Regions from separate parts of the Homo sapiens genome. Here region 2 is linked to region 1. A link is a contact called in ENCODE Hi-C data. All regions are on one chromosome and are shown on one strand. Each heading gives the region's core, a stretch centred on a gene start or an enhancer-like site at or near the end of the contact. The rest is flanking DNA. Distances are from core to core; before and after follow the strand shown.

Region 1 (6,446 bases), core at 3,452-5,951:
ATTCCAAAACCTAGCAGAGACACAACAAAAAAAGAAAATTTCGGGCCAATATCCCTGATGAACATCGATGTGAAAATCCTCAATGAAATTCCTGCAAACCAAATCCAGCAGCACATCAAAAAGCTTATCCACCACAATCAAGTCAGCCTCATCCCTGGGATACAAGGCTGGTTCAACATATGCAAATCAGTAAACATAACCCATCACATAAACAGAACCAATGACAAAAACCACATGATTATCTCAATAGATGCAGAAAAGGCCTTTGATAAAATAAACACCCCTTCATGCTAAAAATTCTCAATAAACTAGGTAGTGATGGAACGTATCTCAAAATAACAAGACCTATTCATGCCAAACCCACAGCCAATATCATACTGAATGGCCAAATGCTGGAAGCATTCCCTTTGAAAACTGGCACAAGACAAGGATGCGGTCTCTCACCCTTCCTATTCAAAATAATGTTGGAAATTCTGGCCAGGGCAATCAGGCAAGAGAAAGAAATAAAGGGTACTCAAGTAGGAAGAGAGGGAGACAAATTGTCTCTGTTTGCAGATGACATGATTGTATATTTAGAAAACCCCATCATCTCAGCCCAAAATCTCCTTAAGCTGATAAGCAACTTCAGCAAAGTCTCAGGATACAAAATAAACGTGCAAAAATCACAAGTGTTCCTATACACCAATAACCAAAAAAGAGCCCGCATGGCCAAGTCAATCCTAAGCAAAAAGAACAAAGCTGGGGGCATCATGCTACCTGACTTCAAACTGTACTACAAAGCTACAATAACCAAAACAGCATGGTACTGGTACCTAAACAGATATATAGACCAATGGAACAGAACAGAGGCCTCAGAAATAATGCCACACATCTACAACCATCTGATCTTTGACAAACCTGACAAAAGCAAGCAATGGAGAAAGGATTATCTATTTAATATATGGTGTTGGGAAAAGTGGCTAGCCATATGCAGAAAACTGAAACTGGACCCCTTCCTTACACCTTATACAAAAATTAACTCAAGATGGATTAAAGACTTAAACGTTAGACCTAAAACCATAAAAACCATAGAAGAAAACCTAGGCAATACCATTCAGGACACAGGCATGGGCAAAGACTTCATGACTAAAACACTCAAAGCAATGGCAACAAAAGCCAAAACTGACAAATGGGATCCAATTAAATTAAAGAGCTTCTGCACAGCAAAATAAACTATCATCAGAGTGAACAGGCAACCTGCAGAATGGGAGAAAACTTTTGCAATCTATCTATCTGACAAAGGGCTAATATCCAGAATCTATAACGAACTTAAACAAATTTGCAAGAAAAAAAAAACATCAAAAAGGGGACAAAGGATATGAACAGACACTTCTCAAAAGAAGACATTTATGCGGCCAACAAACATATGAAAAAAATCCCATCATCACTGGTCATTAGAGAAATGCAAGTCAAAACCACAAGAGATACCATCTCACACCAGTTAGAATGGCGATCATTAAAAAAATCAGGAAACAACAGATGCTGGAGAGGATGCGGAGAAACAGGAATGCTTTTACACTGTTGGTGGGAGTGTAAATTAGTTCAACCATCGTGGAAGACAGTGTGGTGATTCCTCAAGGATCTAGAACCAGAGAAATACCATTTGACCCAGCAATCCCATTACTGGGTGTATACCCAAAGGATTATAAATCATTTTACTATAAAAATACATGCACACGTATGTTTACTGAAGCACTATTCACAATAGGAAAGACTTGGAACAAACCCTAATGCCCATCAATGATAGACTGGATAAAGAAAATGTGGCACATATACACCATGGAATACTATGCAGCCATAAAAAAGAATGAGTTCATGTCCTTTGCAGGGACATGGATGAGGCTGGAAACCATCATTCTCAGCAAACTAACACAGGAACAGAAAACCAAACAGCACATGTTCTCACTCATAAGTGGGAGCTGAAAAATGAGAACACATGGACACAGGGAGGGGAACACCACACACTGGGGCCTGTTGGGGGTGGGGGGCTAGGGGAGGGATAGCATTAGTAGAAATACCTAATGTAGATGACAGGTTGATGAGTGCAGCAAACCACCATGACACATATACACCTATGTAACAAACCTGCACGTTCTGCACATGTATCCTAGAACTTAAAGTATAATTTAAAAAATGCCCCCTAGGCATGATGCTCAAGTGCTCTCTAGTGTTCCTAAGTACGAGACTGTGCTATGCCTTAAGAGAAAATACACATGCTTGAAAGGCTTCATTTTAGTATGAGTTATATGGGGAAAAGTAGTCCTGGTAATGTTCACTTCTCTAGTTTCAGCCTTATCAGAAGTCAGCTGTGCCTATACTTACCACCCCCATCCTTGCTTTTTGCTTTGTACTTTGTTTCTATTGCTTGCACATGTTATTTCACCTGTATCATAAGTGAAATCACAGCAAGTAGCAATAATAACTGAGAAAAAAATACTAGCAACGTATGTGACAAAGAGTTGTATTCTTTAAAACTGAAAAATCAGTAAGTGAAAAGCCCTTTCATTTTTAAAAACAATCTTTTCAGGTATAAAATCTCATCTGAGTTTAAATCAAAATTTCAATCTTTGAATTCAAAACTTAACCCTAGTGTCAGCTTAGGCCTTGGTGATGTTCACTTCTATATTTATCATGTAAGCAGTCTATGTTTGTTTTGCATAGAGATATTTAATAAGTCATTTAAAGGTTAGGTTCCACAAACAGTTTTCTTTTACTCAATGCAATATAACAATACAACATTCCTATTATGATATCTATTTTTAATATGAAGACAGTTTAATGTTTTATTCTCCATAGTAGCAAATGATTTTTATGGAATAAGAGTCTTACATATATTGGCTAGATGATTGACGATTATGGAAATCAAGTTGATATTGCTTTGTTAATCTTTACATGAAGTATGCTCATTTAAACAAATATATCATTTGTGAATTATATACAAACAATGTAATGTAGGTGAATTGTACTGACACTTTAAAGGTAAATATAGTGTTTGGATTTATGTGATCTCAAAGAACAAAGCAGCTATATGACTAACAAATCAGCTGCCCTTCGTGTGATGGCTTCTTTATGTGTTAGTCATCTATTTGGGACTCTCTTATGATTCTAATAGCACATTTTCTCATGAAGATAATGTCATGACTTCCTTGGATGGAAACTTCTAGTTGTCTCACAACATCTATTCTCCTTTTCTTTCTTAGAACCCTGTGTTTTAGGTGGGCCTATTGCCAATCAAAGATTACCTTTAGTAGCTCATCTTGTGGCTAGATATGGCATATGATTAAATCTAGGTCAATAATATGCAGGCGGAAGCATAATATGAGACTCATGAGTAGTGATGAAAGAAAAAGGGCCTGCTCTTATGTCAATCATCTTCTCTGTTGCCTCGAACCCAGACTTAATGATGGGATCTCTAACAGGTTTTTCAGACTATGAAGTAATTATAAACTTGGAAACAACACTGAAAGTGATGAAGCACATGATAGAATTCCCAGTCTTTGTGACACAGTGAAGCCTCTCTACTGGTTTTAGATTTCTTAGCTTCAGACATTTTTTAAGAAAGAGAAACTTCTATCACATTTAAGCAAATATTATGTTTGACATTTCTGTTATATGCAGCTGAATCTGACAGAATCCTAAATTTTCTTTCAAAGAAGATTAATAATTTTTAAAATACACATGTGCTCAATATATATCTGATACTGGCAGCATGTTAAAGAGGAGGAAGTGATCAGCTTATTCTAATGTAGTTGATGGTATCAAGTATAATGAATACTGAGAACCAACCACTGGATCTAGTAATGTGAAGATCATTGCTTGCTTTGAAAAGAACAGTTTTTAATAACTATTGACGAAAAAAGGAGACATGAAAGGAGCCAAAACACATTTGAAGTAGGTTTAACAGAGAATGGGAAGAAAGGATTTGCAGAAGAGGATCTACACAAGTCATTTAAATAATTTTGTTGCAAAAGTGATAAATAAAAGGAGAAAGCAACAGAGGAAATGGGATTAGAAGGTATTTTAAAAGAAAAAATAAAAGCATTGTTGCATGACCGTAGGTATGATCAAGGAAGAGAAGGAAATATTGCTAACGCAGAGCCTAGACCAACTGGGAGGGATGTGATATAGAGCCCAGAGGAGCAATCACTTCAAATGGGAACATGGATGGCTCATTTATAGGCCCAAGTGGGAAGGCAAAAGTTGTGAGTGGGAATGGTGGTAAGTGAGTACAAGTCGTGGTGGAAGACTATGCCACTTATGTATTGCTACAGTTTTTAAGAAATATAGGAAGCAAGGCCATTGGCTAAGAGTGATGATAGAGGAGATTTGGAGGTGTGAGAAGAGAGTCTTTTAAGGGGATGCTTCCCAAACTTAAATACACTATGCAGAAGAATCTCCTAGTATCTTGATAAAACTCAGGTTCGTATTCAGTAGGTCTAGGATGGGGTCTGAGATCTGTATTTCTCAGAATATCTAGGTAATATCAATAGTGTTGGCCCATGGGCTACACATGGAGTAGCAAAGTTCTATGAGAAATGAGAAAGTTGAGTGAATCAGGAAAGTACTGAGTGCGTAACAGCATTAAACATCTACTGGAGTTCATTGCTGTTAACTGAAAGTGAAACTAATCAGAATATTTGTGTGTTTTGTTCCAACTACTCTGGGCTTAAATGAGGCCAAATGTGGCTGGAAGTGAAAGTGAAAATGATGAAGGAAGAGAGATATGAGTCAAGGGTGTGTGCACTGGAGAGGTTATAATTGGTAAATTTAAGCTGGGTTAGGAGGGAGAAGTGTTACAGAGTGAATATATCCTGCCGCAACTCATTTGTTGAAGCTCTAACCCCCAGTGCAATGGAATTTAGAGGTAAGGCCTAAGGGAGATAATTAGAGCTAGATGGGGTCATGTAAGTGGGTCCCTCATGATGAGATTAGTGGCCTTATAAATAGAGTATGAGAGAGACCTCTCCTCTCTTTACCCAAAAAAAAAAAAAAAACAAAAAAAAAAAAAAAAAATATCAGTGCACCCAGAAAAGATCTTTGCACTGAGGAAAGATCACATGAGGACACAGCAAGAAGGCAGCTGCCTGCAATCCAAGAGACAGCTGTCACCAAAACCTGAATTGGCTGGCACTCTTGATCTTGGACTTCCCAGCCACTGGGACCATGAGAAAATACATTTCTGTTATTTAAGCCACCACACTTCGTTATGGCAGCTTGAGCAGACTAGTAACGAAGGAGACGGAACAACAAGAAGGTAAGGGTCAGTAAAAACAGATTCGTGAAAAAGGTGATGTTGAAATTTTTGTGATGAGGAGACTAGATAATGAGATTATAGTTGGGGAGGATACCAGGTACTGACAATGTCAAGGTCTAGGATGTGACCATGAGACTGAGTGGTTGAATTAGGGTGGAAGACAAGCTTTGGGGAAGAGGGGAGTTCAAGAAACAGAGGCGCCCACATTTAAAAGGACTATTCATGTTCTCATCAAAACCTGAAATAAAGAAGAGAATGACAGTGAGTCAGGGGCTAACAGTTATAGTGACTGATGTAACTGATGATACTTTCAAAGATGCAAGTTTCAAAGAGAAGAGGTAATAATGTGCTAGAAATGACAACAGTAGATACCTTTTGCTGAATGCCTTCTAATACAAGTTAAGCACTCTGTAGACATTGTGTCTGTTCATTCACAAATAACATCACCATTCACACCATTCATCACCATTCATAAATAAAGAATCTGAAGTTCAGAGAGGTTAATTAACTTTCCTAAGGTCACACAACTAGTAAGTGGATGTACTATGGTTTCAGAACCAATCAGTTTGAATCTAAAGGCCCCATGATGGATAAGCTGCTTATTTTAAAGTTTTTTTTCCTTAATAGTTTTTACATATCCAGAAGCAAAAGCAAGAAAACATTTTTCAACAGTTTCATCTCCTCAAAAATAAACAGAAACTAGAGCTAGAGCTAAAAGCCTATTTCTTTCTTCTTGTTATTCAAACCACACTCACTTCATACTACCTCATACACTTCAGTCTGTGATATGATACATAGTAGGTCTTCCAGACTTTAAAGTTTAATGTTCCACCTTTGTGATTTTTGTCATTTCTACTTACTTCCTAAACCCAAATTCTACCTGATTTAGCTTTCTCCTAGGGAATGATATCTATCATACCACAGTTTAGTGGGGAAATAATATTATTTTAAAATGCAGTGAAATATATAACTAGTAAAGTATACTTGTGTACAGAGAAAAATCAAGTTCTATCTCACTGGTAGCAAGCATATCAAATTTGGGGAAATTCAGGGATGGAGGCTATGGCATCGGGCTAGAAGTCAAAAGGCTAGAGTTCCGGACTAGCTCTTCCACTTATGGAGCTGTGCACTTGCAAAATATGCAGACTTTCAA
Region 2 (6,570 bases), core at 766-3,265, 800 kb after region 1:
CTATCTCGTTTATGCCTGCTGCTTCCTGAGGCTATTCCTTTTCCACCTTCCTGATCCATAATCATGATCTCAGGTATCATCATCGTCTGCTACACTCTTACCCCAAGTCAGCTATGAAAGAGCTGGATTACCATTGTGTAGAAAAACATATTAACAAATACTTGTGAATGTTAAGCCATATCTAGTTTTCTCTACCTATGATAGGGGCTATTAAATTTCCATAGAGCCCTGTTCTGATCCCTAGAACCAAGCCTAATTTTAGGCGGGAGAGAACCAGTAGGCTGGAACTTACAAACTCACTGTGTGCTAATCTGCTAGCAAGCAGTATGACTGTTGTTTTTAGTGTTGCTGCTGGAACCTTATTGATGCTACTAAATAAAATCTTAGCCTCCTGATGCAGCTAATCAGCAAAAATTCTAAAGCCAACAGTCACTTGCAGTTGTTACTAGACCCACATTTGCCCACAGTAGTCCACAGCCATCTGTTATTGCTGTTGCTTGTGCTGCAAGGCTATGAAAAGCAGAACAAAAATCTTGCTTCTGTCTGTCTTCCTACTTCCTGTCAGAGCGACCACTTGTAGAAACTAACCAAGAGTTTCCCAGCAAATGGGAAATGTAGTGTGTACCTTTCTAGCCTCCTGAGTTACACAGGAAGCATAGGATAGAAATAAAGCTGAGAATCAAGAGGCAGCTAACCCATACAGTACATAACTGTGTCAGTCCAACAATTTCCTATATTTAGGTTCATTTTGATAGGAGTGTTTTTTCGTTTTCATTTTTCCTTACACAACATAGATCCTGGATATTATTTAGAAGATAGGCTGTTTATTGAGATGCTGTTGAGTAGGCAAAATACTAAACTCCGTAGGTCTAATCAATATAATAATCTGATACTAAATGCAATAAATAATCCCAGATACCTAACCTTGAGTGGGAAGGCTGAAACTGGCTTTTGCAATATATATGTATATTAATTTGGTCGTCCAAGGGATTTTCAGTTAGTCTGTATTTTCAGTTCTCTTTGTAAACTGGAATTATCTAGAATAATAATTTGAAACAAAACATTGAAAGCACCCATCAAATCTGCTGATGTCTAGGCTAATGTGTGAAGAATAATGTGTGTGTGTTTGTGTGTATATTAAAGAGAGAGAGAGAGACCAACAAGAAAAGCAAAGGACCTATAATTGATAATATATTCAAACTCTAATCGAGATAATAAATAAAAGAAGTTTATATTACAGCTAAGATACAGTTTAGCTAGAATATCAGGTCATTGTTTCTTTCATGTTAATTTTGGGAAGCTGTCAGTGAGAAGTAGTGATCAAACCCTGCTCAATAATCAGGTAATCCCAGTGCAACAGTAGCAGAGAATGTGGTCAAGCAGTTTCATCTTGTTTCTATAACCAAATCTCTGCTTTACTGGGATTGAGATTGTTAGAATCTGCTAGCAGGCTATTTTCAGTCTTTTCCAAATTATTCTTTCTTCTGAGGGAAAAAAAGCCTATTTTATAAAATCCTTAATGTCATAACCATTGTGGTCATATAAGCGTTGCTTCAACTATTTTATCAGTTTCCTCCAAAATGATACCTAAGATTTTAATGCATCCTTTATTATTCATAAAGACTTGAACCTGTTAGGTTATTTGCTTGTCAGTTTAGTAAACATAAATATAATGTGGAAATTAGACATCAAAATTTGCACTGGCCTTAGCAGTCATGAAATCTTTCCCAGTTAAACCTGAACAGGGCTTGATTAAACGAAAGTGAGGTTCGTTAGAACCAAGAAGGACAATTATCATTAGCTTCCAAGAAACTAACTTGGTTATTGTCTTCATTTCCAGGGAGTTTCCTGGTCTGGTTTTTGGACAGGATTTGATCTTCCGCTTATAGATAAAAGTTTGTTAGTCACTGAAAAGGAAGAACTGACGAGCGTGGAAAGATGGACAGGCTTATGAGATGTGAAAAGGGCAGGAGTTTGTGCAGAGGCAAACTGCTTCCAGTCCAAGAAAACAACAAAAGTCATATTTTGTCTCACTTCCTTTTTCTTCATCCCCTTGCTTCTTGTAGTATGACATTATTGGTTAAAAACACAGAAATCCAACGACCTAAATTTACATATTCTATAATGGTTTGTAAACTTAGAAAGTGAATTCTTCTCTCCGTGCATGAGAACTTTATAAAATGCAGACATCATAGCACCTACCTCATAGATTTTTTTATGAAAGTTAAGGCAAAATGTAAGCATTCTATAAATATCAACTCATTTCCTTTTTTGTCCTTTCTCTTTCACTTTGCTCAGCTGTTACTGTTTCCCTATCAATTTGTGCTCCCTGGTTTTACTCATTGCAGTTTTCTTCTTTTTCTTTCTCTGTTGTTCCTCCTCCTTCTTTCTGCTTCTCCTCATGTGGGTCTTCTAGTCAACAGTTTCCACTTTTCTATTTCCCTCTCCTTCTGCTTCTCTTCATGTCTTTGTCTCTGACCTTCTTGCTTCTCTTTAATTCTCATCTTTCTTTCTCCCCCCATGTGCTCTCTGTTCTCCACTCGCACAATAACTTGTCTCATTCGCCATGGCGGTACTTACTTTATCTTTAAAAGAACTTGGCAGTGTTATTTGTCTATCTTGTTTATTATCTCATTAATTTGCCTTCGTAAAACAAATGATGTGGGCCAGCTGTGGTGGCTCACGCCTGTAATCCCAGCACTTTGGGAGGCCGAGGGGGGCAGATCACGCGGTAAGGAGTTTGAGACCAGCCTGGCCAATATGGTGAAACCCAGTCTCTACTAAAAATACAAAAATTAGCTGGGTGTGGTGGCGCGTGCCTGTAGTCCCAGCTACTTGGGAGGCTGAGGCGCAAGAATTGCTTGAACCCAGGAGGCAGAGGTTACAGTGAGCCAAGATTGCGCCACTGCACTCCAACCTGGGCGACAGAGCGAGACTCCACCTCAAAACAAACAAACAAACAAAAAAACAGATGATTTGTTTCCTTGCCTGGTGATAAGGAAAAACAGAAAATTCAATATAGATATTGTAAGTGTGCAGTCTAATGATTATACAGAGCTAATCATTTAAGGATATGTTTCTTCTGAGCCTAGAACAGCCTCACAGGGCATTGATCACTTACGTCAGTGCCTGGGATCACCATTACCTACTTACCAAGAAAAAATTGGCTCCATCAAACCGTAGTTTCTGCTTTTTCCCAGAATGACTTTCCTGTTTATCTACATAATGAGAAGATTGAGGCCACAAACCTTAAACTACACCTCATTTAGTTCTGTTTATTTCTACTTTCATATCTTTCTTCCATTATCTTTTTCTTTCCTTTCATTTTAGAGAAAGTTTTCTTCACCCTTATTTCCAAGCTTTGTCTTGCCATATTTTTATATTCTTCTCATCCATTACTTTCTTGTCAGTCTTTCCTTTTCTTTTCATAATCCTCAAAAATCTCCCGTCTAGGATTCTTCCTTCAATTTTGAAATATACCAGCCTCTTAAAAGGTCACTTGGTTTTATTGTCTTTATCAATCATCAAGTTATCCTTTCATGAATAGTTATTCATACATGAATGGCCTCTACATGCTACTTCCACCTCCTCTCAGCATATTCTAACACTGCAATTTTATTTCTTCCATTTGTCCAGTGAATCACCAAGTCCAGTGATATTTTCTTAGGCCAGATCCTCCTGGACTTTCTACAATTTGATAATTTTTTTCTAGATTTCACTTCTTAAGAGAATATATTCAAGAAGTAAGAGGCACACAAAATGGAAGCTAAAATTGTTCTGCATTATGTAATTGTTTTTAGTTTGTAATATGGAAATAGGTAAAAGTCCTCTTCCCTTCATCTTTCAGACTAACCTCCTAGAAATAATCTTCTAGCATATTAATGTTAATTCCAATAACTATAGCAATTTAGTTTCTTTAGTTTCTAGTAATTCAGTTTTTTTAAAAAGCTGGAATAAACATCTTTTAAAATCTTTATTTGAGTCTTTATATTTATCATGTGTACAAATATATATGCTATTTTAAGTGTAATATATAATTTATAATATATAATATACATATTATATTACATATAATATGTAATTTATTTTTTAACTCTCCCCTTTTGCTGATTATATTTTCAAGCTTATCTTTTATTTCTTCAGATATATAAATCATACCTATAATCTATGTCTAACAATTTATGTCTAAATTGTGAGAGTCTGTATCATTGGCTTTTTGTTTTAGTTGTTTTTTTCTTATGGTGCTTAGTTTCCTGCTGTGTTTGTAAATTTTCAAGACTCTGAGTTCTCATTTTCCTTGAGAACTTATGTGTGAAGATTCTTTAAGACTTGATTTATAGATAGTTTCTCCAGAAAAGAAATTGTGTCAGAGACTGGGGAAAACTATCAAATAAAGGCCACGTTATTTCAATATTTTTGACATTGAAAAATGTTTATGGAAATATAAGTTACCTGTAGAAAAGTGTGTTAAGTCAAAAATTGACCTTATGAATTATTAAAAGCTAAAGACACTAATCATTCAAGTAAAATAATGGGACTTTGTCAGGAACCTCCCGGTGCCCATTTCTTCACTTCTTCCCAAAAGTAACTATCACCTTAATATCCAGTCTGCCTGTGTGTGAACTTTTCTCTACAACTTTTTAGTTTTTTTTAATGTTTCAACCTAGAGAAAAGTTGAAATAATAGTAACTTGAATACCCAGTGTTTGTTTCTTAGATCACTGATGTGTCAGCATTTTGCAGGTCCAGGGCTTTACCTTCTGTAAGTTACCAAAATCCACTTGGCAGGGTCTAGCAGAAACTTTAAGGGTGAAAGAGTATTTGACACTAGGTTACATCTCAGCGTTCTGGGTTGTACTTCATTTTGAAGCTCTGTGTTTTTCATACTTTGATGTCAGTTCAGTGTTGCATTTAGAATGACTTTTTAAATATATATTTTATACTGCATTATTGTTTCATTGGAGGGTTGTGCAGAATATCTAATCTACCATATTGTTGAAGCAGAAGTTTGCTAGATTTTAGATGTAATTATATAGACATTGGTTTAGAGAATTAGGAGAAAAACATATGAGTGGAAATCATAATGGATGTCAATACTTCTGAAATTTAAAAGGACGAGCCACTGAGTTCTTATTTATTATAAAGAGTGCCGACAGACTAGGCTGGGGAGAATAAATAACCTTATATGTATGGTGAGCCTATCTAATGTGTTGTCTAAGTGAGACCATTTTGAAAGTGAAGCGACACTGGTGATAATTACTCTGATGGGAAAAAAAAGGCGTAACTTGTTCTTGTCTGGGGCAAACTGAGATATGCAGTTGCCCTAAGTATAGGTTACTATACTTTTTAAGAAATGACTTTGAAAGTAAAAATAAAACCAGATATGTGTGTGTGAGCCTCTTCTTAATGTCAAAGTCTTTATTGAAGGCATATGCTAAGTGTGCAGATGCCAGCATTCGCAGAGCTTCATGATAACACTCGTGTAAGTACAGTGGGATTAAAAGTCTTGTTTTCGCCTGAAGACAATTTAGAAAAAAAAAATCTGTATGTCTTATGAAAAAAGATTAAAAGATAGAAGTAGTTTCTCCATTAAAGGCATTCAAATATAGACTTGAACAACTACTCTAAGGATTGTTTTGGTGGAAATTGAAATATTAGTCATGTTCTTGAATTACCTGAAAGGTCACTTTCAACTTGGAGGTTTTGTAATTCTGTTTACTCTCTATGCATTCTTATGTTTAGGCAAAAGAGCCATATCCATTTTCAGAAATGTCGAAGATTATGAAAGAGAAATACATGGAAAATTATCAAGAAACACTTATTAACGATGTAGAAGCTTGTCATTCTTTCATTGTTTCAGAATGTCAGAAAATCATATTTATTCTGGCTTATACTGTTAATTGATATGAAAGGTAATTAACAATTTCTCTGTGGTTTACTTAGAGTAGTAGGAAAAATATCAAATATTGGTCTTTGCCACCTTCCCTATGTGTCCTTGTTCTTGGTATGGAATCCTTTAATTATTTAGTAGAGAGATTGTCACAATTATAAGCACAGAAGTATCTTTGATTTTACATTGCAGCTGTTCCAGCTACGTTATGAGGGGCTCAGCTCAAGGGGCTCCAGGTCCCATTATCTGGGCAATGGAAAAGTCCATTCTTATTCAGCCACGGTGTACTTAGGATCCTTAAGAGAAGCTGTGATGTGTTTAAGGTCAAAAAGCCTTGTTTCATCATCCTAACCAGCAGTTTTACCATAATACAACCTTGAGAGGCTTATTTTGAAGGTCTTTCAGCACTTTATGAAAACCTCTTAAAAAATCTCTTTGTTATATTTTAAGTGTTATTATCTTTTTATTTTTTGGCCACTCATGTTACCAAAGTTTAGAATGTAACTTTTTAAAGCTCCATTACTTTGGCTAAAAGAAGAGAGAAGTTTAATTAAGAAACTTAATCATCTTCAATTATGGCATAATATATAATTTCTTGATTTATTTTTAAAAGAAACAGCAATTTTTTTCTCTCTTCCTGTATAGCATATCCTTAAAGAAAAATTTCTGTTGGCAAGATTG

What was found. Hi-C counts contacts between places; a loop is a spot of excess contacts on that map. Pooled maps may share reads with other maps.
Region 2: a loop to region 1 is called in a pooled map, with 9 times the contacts of the local background. The contact joins two enhancer-like sites. A Hi-C loop is called at or near these places in 2 of 37 single-sample maps with no recorded cell type and 7 of 50 pooled maps.

What each region holds. Positions count from the first base shown.
Region 1 is chr7:12,253,115-12,259,560 of GRCh38, forward strand. No RefSeq gene overlaps it. Among named protein-coding and RNA genes, the nearest start is that of TMEM106B, 45 kb to the left of the region's middle. Within about 2 kb of position 4,702, at least 5 of the 41 ENCODE cell types and tissues checked have a DNase peak (open chromatin) inside an H3K27ac peak, as active enhancers do.
Region 2 is chr7:13,055,641-13,062,210 of GRCh38, forward strand. It overlaps LOC105375158 (a long non-coding RNA gene), which reads left to right. Exons shown (of 3, transcript XR_927044.3): 3 at 5,742-6,357. Among named protein-coding and RNA genes, the nearest start is that of ARL4A, 370 kb to the left of the region's middle. RefSeq lists enhancers at 2,061-2,160, 2,291-2,350. Within about 2 kb of position 2,016, at least 3 of the 41 ENCODE cell types and tissues checked have a DNase peak (open chromatin) inside an H3K27ac peak, as active enhancers do.